Linked DNA regions of Homo sapiens: region 1 is linked to region 2. Evidence: chromatin contacts called from ENCODE Hi-C data. All regions are on one chromosome and are shown on one strand. Each heading gives the region's core, a stretch centred on a gene start or an enhancer-like site at or near the end of the contact. The rest is flanking DNA. Distances are from core to core; before and after follow the strand shown. Region 1 has its middle 12 kb from the start of LINC03013. Region 2 overlaps PDE1C (phosphodiesterase 1C).

The links. A loop is a pair of places that touch in the nucleus more often than their neighbours do. Pooled maps may share reads with other maps.
Region 1: a loop to region 2 is called in a map with no recorded cell type, with 15 times the contacts of the local background. The contact joins two enhancer-like sites. A Hi-C loop is called at or near these places in 3 of 37 single-sample maps with no recorded cell type and 2 of 50 pooled maps.

Annotation. Positions count from the first base shown.
Region 1 is chr7:35,725,083-35,731,902 of GRCh38, reverse strand. No RefSeq gene overlaps it. Among named protein-coding and RNA genes, the nearest start is that of LINC03013, 12 kb to the right of the region's middle. RefSeq lists enhancers at 1,361-1,610, 2,521-2,620, 3,071-3,220. Within about 2 kb of position 2,547, at least 9 of the 41 ENCODE cell types and tissues checked have a DNase peak (open chromatin) inside an H3K27ac peak, as active enhancers do.
Region 2 is chr7:31,886,344-31,892,456 of GRCh38, reverse strand. All of the region lies in intron 2 of PDE1C (phosphodiesterase 1C), which reads left to right. Among named protein-coding and RNA genes, the nearest start is that of PDE1C, 180 kb to the left of the region's middle. Within about 2 kb of position 1,981, at least 2 of the 41 ENCODE cell types and tissues checked have a DNase peak (open chromatin) inside an H3K27ac peak, as active enhancers do.

The DNA of each region.
Region 1 (6,820 bases), core at 1,298-3,797, 3.8 Mb before region 2:
CTCCAGCCATACTCACTGTTCCTCAAACATTCAGGCTTGCTTCTGCCTCAGGGCCTCTGTGCAGACTGTTCCCCCTGCCTGGAAGGCTGTCCCCCTGGTGCCTACCTGTCACTTTCATGTCCATAGAGTCACCTTATCACTCAGGCTCTTGGTCACTCCATCTAAAATGAAAGCTCTCCCCAATGCTGCCTAGCTCTTTCCTTGTAACATGATATATAATTATATATAATTAAATATATACATGATATCTATTTTTTTTTTTGTCTATCTTTTTCCTCTGGAATGTAAGCTCTAGGGCAAAGATTTTGTTTGCTCACTGCTGTATCCCCTGTTCAAGGATAGTGCCTGGCACATAGTAAGAGTATACTAAATATTTGTTCAACAAATTACTTCATGAGGTAAGGAGGTAGGTGCTGTTTTTTTTTTTTTTTTTTTTGAGACAGAGTTTTGCTCTTGTCACCCAGACTAGAGCGCAGTGGCGCAATCTTGGCTCACTGCAACCTCTGCCTCCTGGGTTCAGCTATTCTCCTGCTTCAGCCTCCCGAGTAGCTGGGATTACAGGTGCCCGCCACCACCCCCGGCTAATTTTTGTATTTTTAGTAGAGATGAGTTTTCACCATGTTGGCCAGGCTGATCTCGAACTCCTGACCTCAGGTGATCTACCTGCCTCGGCCTCCCAAAGTGCTGAGATTACAGGCGCGAGCCACCACGCCCGGCTGGTGCTATTATTAAGCACATTTTATAGATGATAAAATTTGGATTTACAGGTGTAAAGTAACTTGCCCAAGATCGTATGGTTAAGTGAAAGAGCAAATGTTGAACCCAGCCATGGCTGTTTTTTCTTTTTTCTTTTTTTTTTTCTGATGGAGTTTTGCTCTGTCTCCCAGGCTAGAGTGCAGTGGCGCGATCTTGGCTCACTGCAATCTCTGCCTCTCAGGTTTCAAGCGATTCTCCTGCCTCAGCCTCCTGAGTAACTGGGATTACAGGCGTGTGCCACCATGCCTGGCTAATTTTTGTATTTTTTTTAGTAGAGATGGGATTTCACCATGTTGGTCAGGCTGGACTCGAGCTCCTGACCTCATGATCTGCCCACCTCAGCCTCCCAAAGTGCTGGGATTACATGCATGAACCACTGCGCCCGGCTAAACCATGGCTGTTTTTAAAGCCTGTGCTCATAAACACCTCACTGTCACATGGTCTTCCTCTTGCTACAAGCAGCTGAGCTTAGTATAAGAAAATAGCATTTCTCACACCAGTCTTTCTTTATGGTTAACCAGACCACTAGACCTTCAGACGGCCTTCGTGGGTTGCAGGTTGAGTGTTTGTTGACAGAAAGGGATAAAGAACAAAGTCATAATGCATGTGATATATGGGGAAGTGAAAGAACAACTTTAAGTCCATTTGGTTAAGAATAGGAATATGAACTTATGAGGCCAACCCCACCTGGGGTTTCTGGCGTGGGAAGGGGCTGCCTCATCAGTGCAGGGTCACCCATAAGCAGGCATGGGCACTGGCAGAGCAGGGGCACCAAAAGAATCCCAGTACCATTACATGGGTGATGTTGGCTATTTGATATTTTGAAAAACATCTAAAATGTGTCATTGTAGGAAAAACCAGAACTTTGCTGGACTTCTTTACAGGCATGTGCATGATGGCATTGTTTCCTACATTAAATTACGTATGGAAGCACCATCAACTTTGCAGTGCCCAGAGTCTCTGAAGATCTTAATCTGGCCCTGCCGATCATGGTTGATGGGGCAGTGAACTCATTTCATCTATCATATACTTTCAAATATGTGTGTGTGTGTGTGGGTGGGTGGGGGGTTCCCATTATGTAATAAGAGGTAAATGGGATAAGAACAGTTTCTGTGTAAATCCTTGAGGAATAATAGTGGTCTTTGGGGAAGGTTGGTCTAATTCAGTTATTAACATTGGGGTTAGTGTTCTGAAAAGCTCCTATTCCTCCTTCAACACTTTCCCTGCGGTTACCTTTGTGAAGCTTTCTTTTCCCAGCTCCCTGCTCTTGCTTCCCCCAGCAATTATCAACTCCTCTTCTGTGCCATAGGTATTATATTTATCACATTGCATCATGCTCCCTTTTATTCACTTCTGATTCCCTGTGAGGCTCAGAGCTCCTGGAAATATGTCTCTTGTTCATTATCTTATCTCATTCATCTTTGTATCTAGCACAGTCCCTGAGACCTGCTGGAGGCTCTGAGATTATGCCACAGACAGTTTAAAACCAGACTCTGGAGGCTAGGGGAGTTTCTAAGAAAAAGATGTCCTTTGGTGACTCCGCTTTTAAGACATGTCAGGTGTCTAACACTGGCCCCCCAGCAGGACAGATGAGCTTGATTGCCTCTAGAGCTTCTCATTTCTCCTCACAGCTTTTCTGCTAGGCTGCTCGGTGACTCACAGCAGGAAGAGGAGGCATTGGTGCTAAACTGTCCCCTAACACCTCCTCCACCATGCCCCAAAAAACCAAAAATGACAAAAAAAAAAAAAACTAGCTGAGATACTTTGGGTTGCCGGGCCCATCACTTTCTGCTTTTCAGTTCCTTATTCTGTAGAAGTCATGAGTTGAAATGGGAGACCTAAGTTTCCTTCAGGCTGTAAACTCTCTGAGTCTTTGATACTACTGCTGGGCAATGGTCATCTCATACTCCTGCCCTCCTCCCACTCTGCAGAGCAGATCAGGCCTGGTTCCCAAGGAACAAGACCTGCACCCACCCCAGCCCCTGGGCTGCCCTTCTGTAGCATGTCTTTCCTTGCTGTCTGCCTCTGTGCTCTCCTGCTGTACCTTTCATTCTGTGGATCAAGCCTGCTCTCAATGGCCATTTTAACCAGATTTTATCTCTGTAAAAATGGTAAGTGATAAATTTAGAACATTACATATACCATGATGCTATTTATGTGTTTTATTTTCAACTTCATGTGCTGGCCTTTTGTCTGCTTGCTCTCAGATCCATTCCAGACCATCCTCTATCTGGGCTTTGTATCCTTGGGAACTACATTTTCCAGGCTCATTTCCAGACTGGCTAAGGAGAGCCAGTGACAGACACTGGAGAATGAGAGGAGGGAAGAAGACAGGTTATGTCTCCCTTTCTCCCTGCTTCACATGGTGTCTGATAGGTTTCGTCCATGTCTCCACCTACTGTCAGATAGCCTCTTCCTCTACTGCTCCAGATTTAGCTGGAAGTGCTGCCATGGTCCCAGATTCTTCCAGTTGACCCAAGCTCCTGGGCTCTGGTAACTCTGCTTCCTCCCTCTGTCCCTCCAGCTCCAGGGTTGATAGTGGCTTCCTGCTGTTCTGTGGCCACTGAACTCCCCCACCATCTCTGTTAAATTCCCTCTGCTTGCAATGTCATATCTAGCACTGCTCTGCCTTCTGATTGCACTCTGACTAAAACACTCTGAATGTATGTGCACAATGTATATATGTGCAAAAACACAAATATATGAGTATTCATCTGAATATACATGTATGAAAGCACATAATGTATGAAGATATGTACATGTATGAAAACACACAGAAGAAGATCTAGAAGTTTACACATGAAACTGTTAAGAGTGGAGTGTGTGTCTGGGAAAGGAATGGGACTGGGCTGGTGTGGAGTTGTGAAGGAGGATCGCGGCTTTTTAAAAAGTAGCTTTATTGTGGCATCATTTACATATAAAAGACTATAGCTTTTATATGAGTTTGATTTTTTTTACAATGAACTTGTATTCACATGTTGCTTATATAATATGAAAAATAACTAGTTAAAAATATTAACAGCAGGAGTGGGCAATATATCAAGTGCTTTAGCCTAAGCTGTAATCCATGTAGGGAAAGCTCTGCAGAGATGCTGACATTCATAAATGTTACTATTTACCATGTTCCAGGCACTATGCTAGGCCTTGAAGGGCTATCAATATGGGCATGATCCCTCTCTGTGTTATCTGCAATAATTAAATACACAATTTGTGTCAACCTTTACTCATTATGAAGAAGTAAAGAGGGCAACACCAGGCCTAGTCTAGTCAGTGTAGGCTCCCTTGAGGCCATGACTCACCAGCTAACACCCAAAAGTTGAGTAAAAACAGCTTAGTTACTGGAGGGACATGCACAGGCAGTAGGGGACAGTCAAGCTGAGCTGATGCTGATTGCTTCCCTGGTTCCTGTGCTCAGGGAAGCTGTTCTAACAAGAGAGAGTTCTTTAGAAAGTGTTTCTCATTGGAACCTGGTGGGGGTGTGGGGGTCGCCAGTCTATTGGAAGTGTGTGTAAATTATGGGAGGAGTCTGTGAGGGCTGTCGCCATGCCTCCCACAGTGCTGGACCCACTGTCTGTACCCCAGGTGGCTCTCGCCTGAGAGGGGGAAGCCAGTGGCATGCATCTTGCAGTGATTGACAAGGCTGCTTGGAGGTGGCTCAAAAACTAAGGACACTCTGGAATCAACAATGATGCCAAAGGTGCTGATGTCCATCAACCCCCTCATCCTTTGATAGGAACAACTGACATTTTTCTCAGTCTTTAGTATAGTAGTGTGCAATGTTCAAGACAAGTCCTTTGTTCAGCTTCCATCCATATTTCCAGCCATAAGTTCTCCTTGAAAAGAAATGCTGAACCTTGTGGTTAAAAGGTACCCATGGCGCAGGCTTCATTCTTCCAGAGCTTGTATTTTTCCTCTTTTTTGCATAATTCAATTCAAATGTTTTTTGCTTGAGTCTTGGTTTTCCAAATTTATAGATGTTTCAGCTATGGCTGTCATCCCCTTATTTTATTATAAGTCACCAATCTCCTTATTTTATTGTAAGCCACCCATTTTTTTCATGAGATTAGGTTACTCACAAAGTAGCCCATTAATTGCAATTATAGTTTAATTACAGCATGTCCAGGTCTCTCCAGACCATATAAAATCAGGTTACATTTCCTTTTGATGTCCAAATTACAAAGGTAACAACATACTCTTAGCTTGACCTCAGTGTCCTCCAGCTATTTCTGGGCGTCTCCAATGGGGTGTGTCATTCGTGTTTATAAACCAGCTGCCATAACCGCATGGATCCACCTGGTCCTTTCTCTCCTGCTCTGGTTCCTCCAGGTCTGCTTTCTGCAGGGCCACATGGAAATCCTCAGTGTTGTCACAGCCCATCATGAAAGCAGTGCTGATTAAGCTCAAAACACAGTCCTGCCCTGTGCTGCCTGGTGGGGGTGAGGGAAAGCTGGTCCATTGGAAGTGTGTGAGATTCTGGGAGGAGTCTGTTAGGGCGGTTGCTGTGCTTCCCCCAGTGCCGGACCCACTGTCCATACCCCAGGTGACTCTCACCTAAGAAGAGGAAGCTAGTGCCATGCATCTTGTAGTGGCCTGCCAGCCCAGCCAGTCCTCAGGTTGTCAAAGCAGAGGGGGTTTTATGCACAAGCAGGGAAAATGGCCTCTCATCTCAGCACTGAGCTACACTTTGTCACCTGGGAGCTGAAGCAATGATGCTTGGAACTGAGAACCATAAAGGGTTTTTTGTGGACAGTTTCCCTGCTTTCTGGCTCTTATGCATCTAACCATTGGGGTCTAAAACCAAATCCAAAGAGCTAGGAAGGAAGAGAATCCATACCATCCTTCCAACCTCCTCCTCTTGGTTCTTAGCTCTCTCAGCAACACTTGGTTCTACTCCCCAGGTCACAAAGCAAAACTTCCCAACCATATCAACAGAGACAAACAGATACTCTTGTGTCTGTGAGAGTGTAGGTGTGCTGATGGGTGTCTACACTAACAGTCTACAATTAGGTTTGACTGGTCAAAATATATTTTATGTGCTACTTAATAGTTTTAATTCACTCTAATAACTGAAATATCTGGTTTTAAGTAGATTCTGAAGAGAAATGCTCCACATTACAGTGTCTTTCCCTAAAAGATAGAACCTACATACACATTGGCCGGGTGCGGTGGCTCACGCCTGTAATCCCAGCACTTTGGGAGGCCGAGGCGGGCAGATCACGAGGTCAGGAGATCGAGACCATCTTGACTAACACGGTGAAAACCCATCTCTACTAAAAATACAAAAAATTAGCCGGGCGTGGTGGCAGGCGCCTGTAATCCCAGCTACTCAGGAGGCTGAGGCAGGAGAATGGCATGAACCCGGGAGGCGGAGCTTGCAGTGAGCCGAGATAGCGCCACTGCAGTCCGGCCTGGGTGAAAGAGCAAGACTCCATCTCAAAAAATAAAAATAAAAATAGTAAAAATAAAAAAAAAATAAAAAAAGAACCTACATACACATTGATGTCATGTAATTCACAGGAGCTGCACAGGTGAGAACCTGTTTGTTGTGGGAAGAAGCAAGAGCTCCTCCCCACTTCCCGTGCAGGGCTGGGGTACGCAGCTGCTGTTTAAGAGCAAGGCCTGAGGTCTAGCAATGTTCTTGCCCATGTGAGGCCTGGTTTTGCCTCAAAGTAGAACTTCTGAAACAGAAAGTTTCCTTATCTCCCTGGCAGGACATGCGACAGATGTGCGGCTCGCATGTTCAGTGTCCCACTGCTCAAACCCCTAGGGGGAGCATGCAGACAGGTCGTGGGGAGCTCCGGACAACTGACATTTTTCTCAGTCTTTAGTAGAGTAGCATGCGGTGTTAAAGACGAGTCCTCGGTTCATCTTCCATCCATATTTCCAGACATAAGTTCTCCTTGAAAAGAAATGCTGAAACTTGTGGTTAAAAGGTACCCATGGAGCTCCGACCTCACAGCAGTGCCTAGGGTTGAGTATTTACAGCTCCTGAAGCCCCAGTGGGCATGTGTTACAGTGTGCTCTTTCAGTTTTGCCGTCTGCAGGCAACTTGTGTTAACCAGCT
Region 2 (6,113 bases), core at 732-3,231:
GTAATTAGTGAGCCTTTAGTAAAGTCACTGGGATTCTTTTTCTCTCACCGTTTTAGTGTGGTGACCATTTGCTAGCATCTGAGTTTCTTCAGTTGATCCTGAGAACCTCCATTTGTCTTTCCCAGGGTTTCCTCAAGGCATGAGTCTGGTTCTCACCAAGCTCCAAGCATCACTGATTATAGCCCTCACTGGATGCTCTCCAAAGTCATCAGACACAGTTAGTAGCTCACTGGTGAACATTTACCCCTAACTCTCTTACTGCTGCTGAGGCCAAGCCGAAGGATCTGGAGGACACTAAGTAGACCACTATTTAAGAACAGAGAGACACTTATAAAACCAGCTGGGGAAAGGACAACTATGTCCAGCCTTTTGTCATCAATATTCCATTGAGCTGGATAACTGTGTCCCACTTTTTAAAACTAAATGTTTAATTTTGAGATAATTGTAGAGTCACATTATTGTAAGAAATAATACAGAGGAATTCCCATGTACCCTTTACCCATTTTCTTCCAATGGAAACATTTTGAAAAACTACAGGACAATTTCACAACCCAAGATACTGATATTAGCATAATCTACCAATCTTATTCAGAGCCCTCCAGTTTTATTGTACTCACGTGTGTGTGTGTGTGTGTGTGTGTGTGTGTGTGTATGAATGCATTTGGTTCTGTGCAACATAATTGCAAGTGTAGGTTTGTACAACCACCACCACAGTCAAGGTATAGAATAGTTCACCAGTAGGTTCCCTTTGTTGCCCTTCTTACACGTGTCTCCCTCTTCCTCTCCCTTCTCTCCAATCCCTGTAAACCCCTAATCTTGTCCTCCATTTTAAGAATATTACATAAATGGAATCATATAGTATATAACCTTTTGGGATTGGCTTTCTTCACTCAACATAATTCCCATGAGAACTGTCTCATTTTTGTCAAAATGCTTGGGAGATTATCTGATAATTAGGATGATTACGTTTCTTAGTTTTAAAGGATTTTAAAGTTAGAAAGTATCTTTAATATACAACATTCCATTTGACTCTTTCAAAGGAGCAGAAAGTAAAGGTTTAAAGGAAAAAACAAGTATTGGTGATAGGATTGCATTTTCTAGGTGGGGCAGAGATTGGCTGGATCTCCACTAAAACCACCACCTCTTCCTCTTGAGCCTACCACAGGACTGTGTTTTCCAGCTTCTCTCTTGGAAAGACGTAGTTAGGTGACTATGGCTTCTGGACAATTGGAAGTGACCAGGAGCAATCAGTTCCAGTTCCAGTCTGGTTCATAAAAACCTCTCGCACATGTCCTTTTGCATCCCTTTTCCTTCTGTGACAATCTTGGAAACCCATGGTGAACTTAGAGGAGCCACAAGGTGGGACAGACAACCCCTATTTAGCTCTCCAGGATTTCTTGACATTTAGAGTTCTGAGTCACAGGAGGTGTGGGAGCAGCTACTGTGCGCCTGGAGGAAGTGGAGTGGAGGGAAACAATAGCAGACTCCAACAGTTCCTTTCCCATCATTTCCTCCCCAGTGTGGTGGGGCTGCCTCCTGTCCCAGACCAAGAAGATGCACTGTCTTCACACACACATTCAAAGCGGCAGCCTCAGGTCACCTTAGAGGTTTCTCACGGTTTTCTTTGAGGTTTTTTTCCTATAATTTTTCTTGAGTTAATCTTAAGAAAGGGAACTGTGCCAATTCAGCATCTTGTTAGCCATTATTTGAAGGTTTTTAATCTATGAATTAATTTATTTATTTCTGTTATTATAAAAGAAAAAAGAAGTAGAAATGAGAAAAATGTAACCTTAGGTTTATCTTACCAAAACTTATATTTGTAGTATGGTAGAATTCCTGTGATTTTGCTGGCTGAGGGAGCTTTAGCTCCTCTGGATAATCATACCAACATGATGCAATTGAGGTTGAATGAGGAACTAAATTCAGAAAAGGAAAGCAAAGGAGTCACGGGACCGGGTTGACTATGAAGACATGGAAAGATGTGTCTTGACGTGTCTAGGCATGGGTTGCAACCTTCCTAAATCTTCCTGCAAACTTGCTTCTCATTTCTGCTCAGCTTCCTGTTCTCATTAGTGCCATTCAAAGATGTTTTTAGTTCTTCTCATTTCTTTGGTCTATTAAGACAGATGTTGAAGTGGCATGTTTATCAGCAGGCAGAAGTGACAGTGATTCTTTCCACATGAATAGCTGCAAATGAACACTGGCTTCTGGAACTTACCTCTTGGTAGTCTGTCAGGATCTTAACTGCTTCCCTCTCCCCAGTCCCCAGCATGGCCTGGGGTGGATTCTGAATGATGCTCTGGGTTGTATTTTTCATTCTTTTTTATTTCTTCACCCAGAAGAACAAGTGGGTTTTCATAATAACATCCTTTCCCAATAAGGTCTGCTCGCCTACAAACTTTGGAGAGAGAATGTTTACCTTCACGAAAGATTTTCTTAGCATAATTTGGAATCTTACTCTAAAAAAAAATCCGCTATGTCCTTTTAACAAAATGTGTGAGTTGATTGGCAATAAAAACAGGGGATAAACTGGTTTTTAAGAAACACTTATTTATAAGGCCAAGAATGACTGTTAGGGAGCTCCTTTCTAAAGTACTGCATTTGATAAGAAGTGCAAAGGAACAAAGTCAATATTATTGCTCAAAATGGATTAAAACTTTAACCCTGAGTCGTAACACCTTCTAGAGTACCATAAGAATAGAAGGCTTCTTTTGGACTTGACAGTGCATTTTGGCTGGTGTTCCCATGCAGTGAGCTGACACACTCACTTTGGACACACAGTTGCCCACATACTCTCACACCCACAAACATATATCCCCAAAGGAGATTCACTCTGTAGAGCAGAACAAGGAGGAGACTGAGCATGCAGGGCTCCTCTGTGGCATAGCTTCACGAAAACCAAAGGAATGGAAATATTCATCAGAAAATCCATGGCAACCAAGACAGAGTATGCAGTGATGCCCTTGACTGGGTATCCAAAGAGTGGGTCCCTGCATGTGGAATGGAACAATCACATGTAGAATAGGATAGTTCAAAAACAACTTACATTGCCTGTTTTCTTTTTTCTTGTAGCATGTTTTCTTGTCCACTTATGTTGTGCTTATATGAATATAAAAATACATATGCACATCCTCACACATACCAGCTGGATGTTGAAAGGAAGAGAGTTGGAATAGTGAAGTGGTAGAGGGACATGGGACCAGAATTAAATGCTTTATAATAAGTCTTGATATGTAGGATAGTAACAACAGTTTTGTTGTTTTACCACATCAACTATATTTCATTCTTCACATTTCTAAGTAAATTTTAGAATCGGTTTCCACCAAATGACTTGTGGTGAATTTGTTTGTAATTTAATCTACAGGTGAATTTAGGGAGAATTCATATTTCTAAATGTTGAGTGTTAAAATTCATGAGCATGGATTCTTCTTCCATTATTTAGGTCATTTAAACTTCTCTCAATAATATCTTACCATTTTCCATGTAGATGATTTTATATATTTTGTAAGATTTATTCCTAGAAACTGTTTCGTTTTGATGTTTCTGTGAATGGTACCATTTTCTAATTGTTTATTGCTGTTTATCAAGTGGCATTGCTAAATTCACCTCTTAATTAGAATAACTTATTTGCTGCTTTTTAAAGATATTATTTTTTTCCAGTCCTATGTCTATTATTTCTTCTTTCTTTGTTGAACTGGTGAAGACTTCCCATACAATATTCAGTAGATCAATTACTCTGATACAATTCTGTATCATTATTCTGATACAGAATTATTAATAGTTTACCTTTTTCTTATGTCAATTTTGATAAATTAATATTTTATGGAATTTTAAAATTTCATCTAAATTTTTAAATGTATCTTCAGAAAGGAATTTATGATATCCTTTTACCTTTCTAAATGTCCACAGAATCTGTAGTAATAGTCTCTTTTTATCCTTGATATTGGTTATTTATATCATTTCTCTTTTTTCTTGATCAGTCTTGCTTGACCTATCCATTTTATTAAGCATTTCAAAGACCCAGGTTTTGGCTTTGCTAATTATTTCTGCTGTGAGTTTGTTGCTACTTAAGTTTTGGTTTTGTGCTTATTTTTTGCTATTGCCTACTGTCTTTGGAGTAACTTGTTCTTCTAACTTCTTGAGGTGCATAACGAGATCACTTATTTTTAGACTTCTCCTTTTCTTTTTTTTTTTTTTTTTTTTTTTTGAGACTGAGTCTCGCTCTGTCACCCAGGCTGGAGTGCAGTGGCACAATCTCGGCTCACTGCAAGCTCTGCCTCCCAGGTTCACACCATTCTCCTACCTCAGCCTCCCAAGTAGCTGGGACTACAGGCACCTGCCACCACACTCGGCTAATTTTTTTTGTATTTTTAGTAGAGACAGGGTTTCACCATGTTAGCCAGTATGATCTCCTGACCTCGTGATCCACCTGCCTTGGCCTCCCAAAGTGCTGGGATTACAGGCTAGACTTCTCCTTTTCTAATATATTTATTTAAGGCTGCACATTTTCCTCTAAACACTGCTTTAGCTGCATACTACAAGGCTGTATGTTATTGTTCAGTTAGAATTATTTTGTGATTTAACCTTTGACCTATGGGTTATTTAGAAATCTATTTCTAAATTTCCATACACTTGAAATATTTCTAGCCATTTTTTGTTTTGGGTTCTAATCAATAACAAAATTGTGTTTCATTGTTGTCACAGAACATTATCTGTCTGAGTTCAATTACTTGAAATTTATTGAGAGTCTCTGTGACCCTGCACATGGTCAGTTTTGATTACTATTACATGTACACTTGAAAAGAATGGTGCATTCTGCAGCAATTTAGTGCAGTGTCCGGTCCATGCCAACTAGGTCAATTTTGTTCATGACGTTATTCAAAATCTTCTATAACATTACTAATTTTTTTTTAGTTAACAAGTTATGTAGTGAGGCATATAAAAGTATAGAAACATAAGTATGCACCTAGGTACTAATTATTTTTCTTAAGTGAAAAAGTAACTGGAGTCCAGTAATTTATTTCAATCCATGTGTGCATCTGCTTTAAGCAGATGTAATTAGAAACTGTAGAAGTAAAATTCTCTTTTATTTATAGCATTAACAAAAGGTAAAAGCTACATAAGTAGGCTATTCTTGCCAGTCATAATTTTTGTTGGCACTGTTCTTGTTTTTGGTTTGATGTTCACTCAATGAGGAAACCGCATGCCCCAAAACAATGTCTTTCCCAGAAATTCTTAAAAGCAACCATCCATACTACCACTAAACTCACGCATCACTCTATCAAATTTCCATCATGTGAGAGAGAGTATTCACACTGTGCTGTTCAGAGTATCAGACCAGCCTGATTACAATGGAAACATAGAATTTTCCATCTCACTCACTATGTGTGCTCCTCTACTCAGCTGCTAGATTGATCTTTCTAAAATGCCAATCTCATCATTCTGTTCCTCCATTTTAACATTCTCCAGGGGTTCCCCATTATCTCCAGGAGAAAATTACATTTCTTTAGCTTGAGATTCTAAGTCTACTGTGGTGTAGTTCCTACCTTCTTCTGTTTTATCTTTTGACACGCCCCTGAATAGATCCGAATAGATCTATTCTGAAAAGATCCGAAAAGATCTATTCTGAAAAGATCCGAAAAGATCTATTCTGAAAAGATCCGAAAAGATCTATTCTGAATAGATCTGAATAGATCACTGCCTTCAGTCTGCTCTCTCCATGCAGAGTCTGCCGTTTCCCTATCCCATCCTCTGTGCCTGGCTGACCCCTACGTGGCCTTCAAAATGGCTCTGGTCAACTCCACTGGGGAGGGCTTTGTTATTAGAAGATTCCTCTCCTCTGTGCTTTCTTAGCCCCCATCACACCTCTGCCATTTCGCTTACAGTACTGCATTGTGGGTGCTGGTTAGCTTTCTGTCTTCCCTACCTGAGAGAAGGCACTGCATTTCCCCACTTTGTATTCCTAGAGCCTATCTCTCCCAGTGCCTGCACACAAAAGACACCCAATGTTGAATGTTTTTCAAGTGTGGCCATCTTAATCAGCTGTCATTAATTATAGAAACAAACAATGGCCAGAAAAATGCTTGGGTGACATCATTGGATGGCATTAAAGC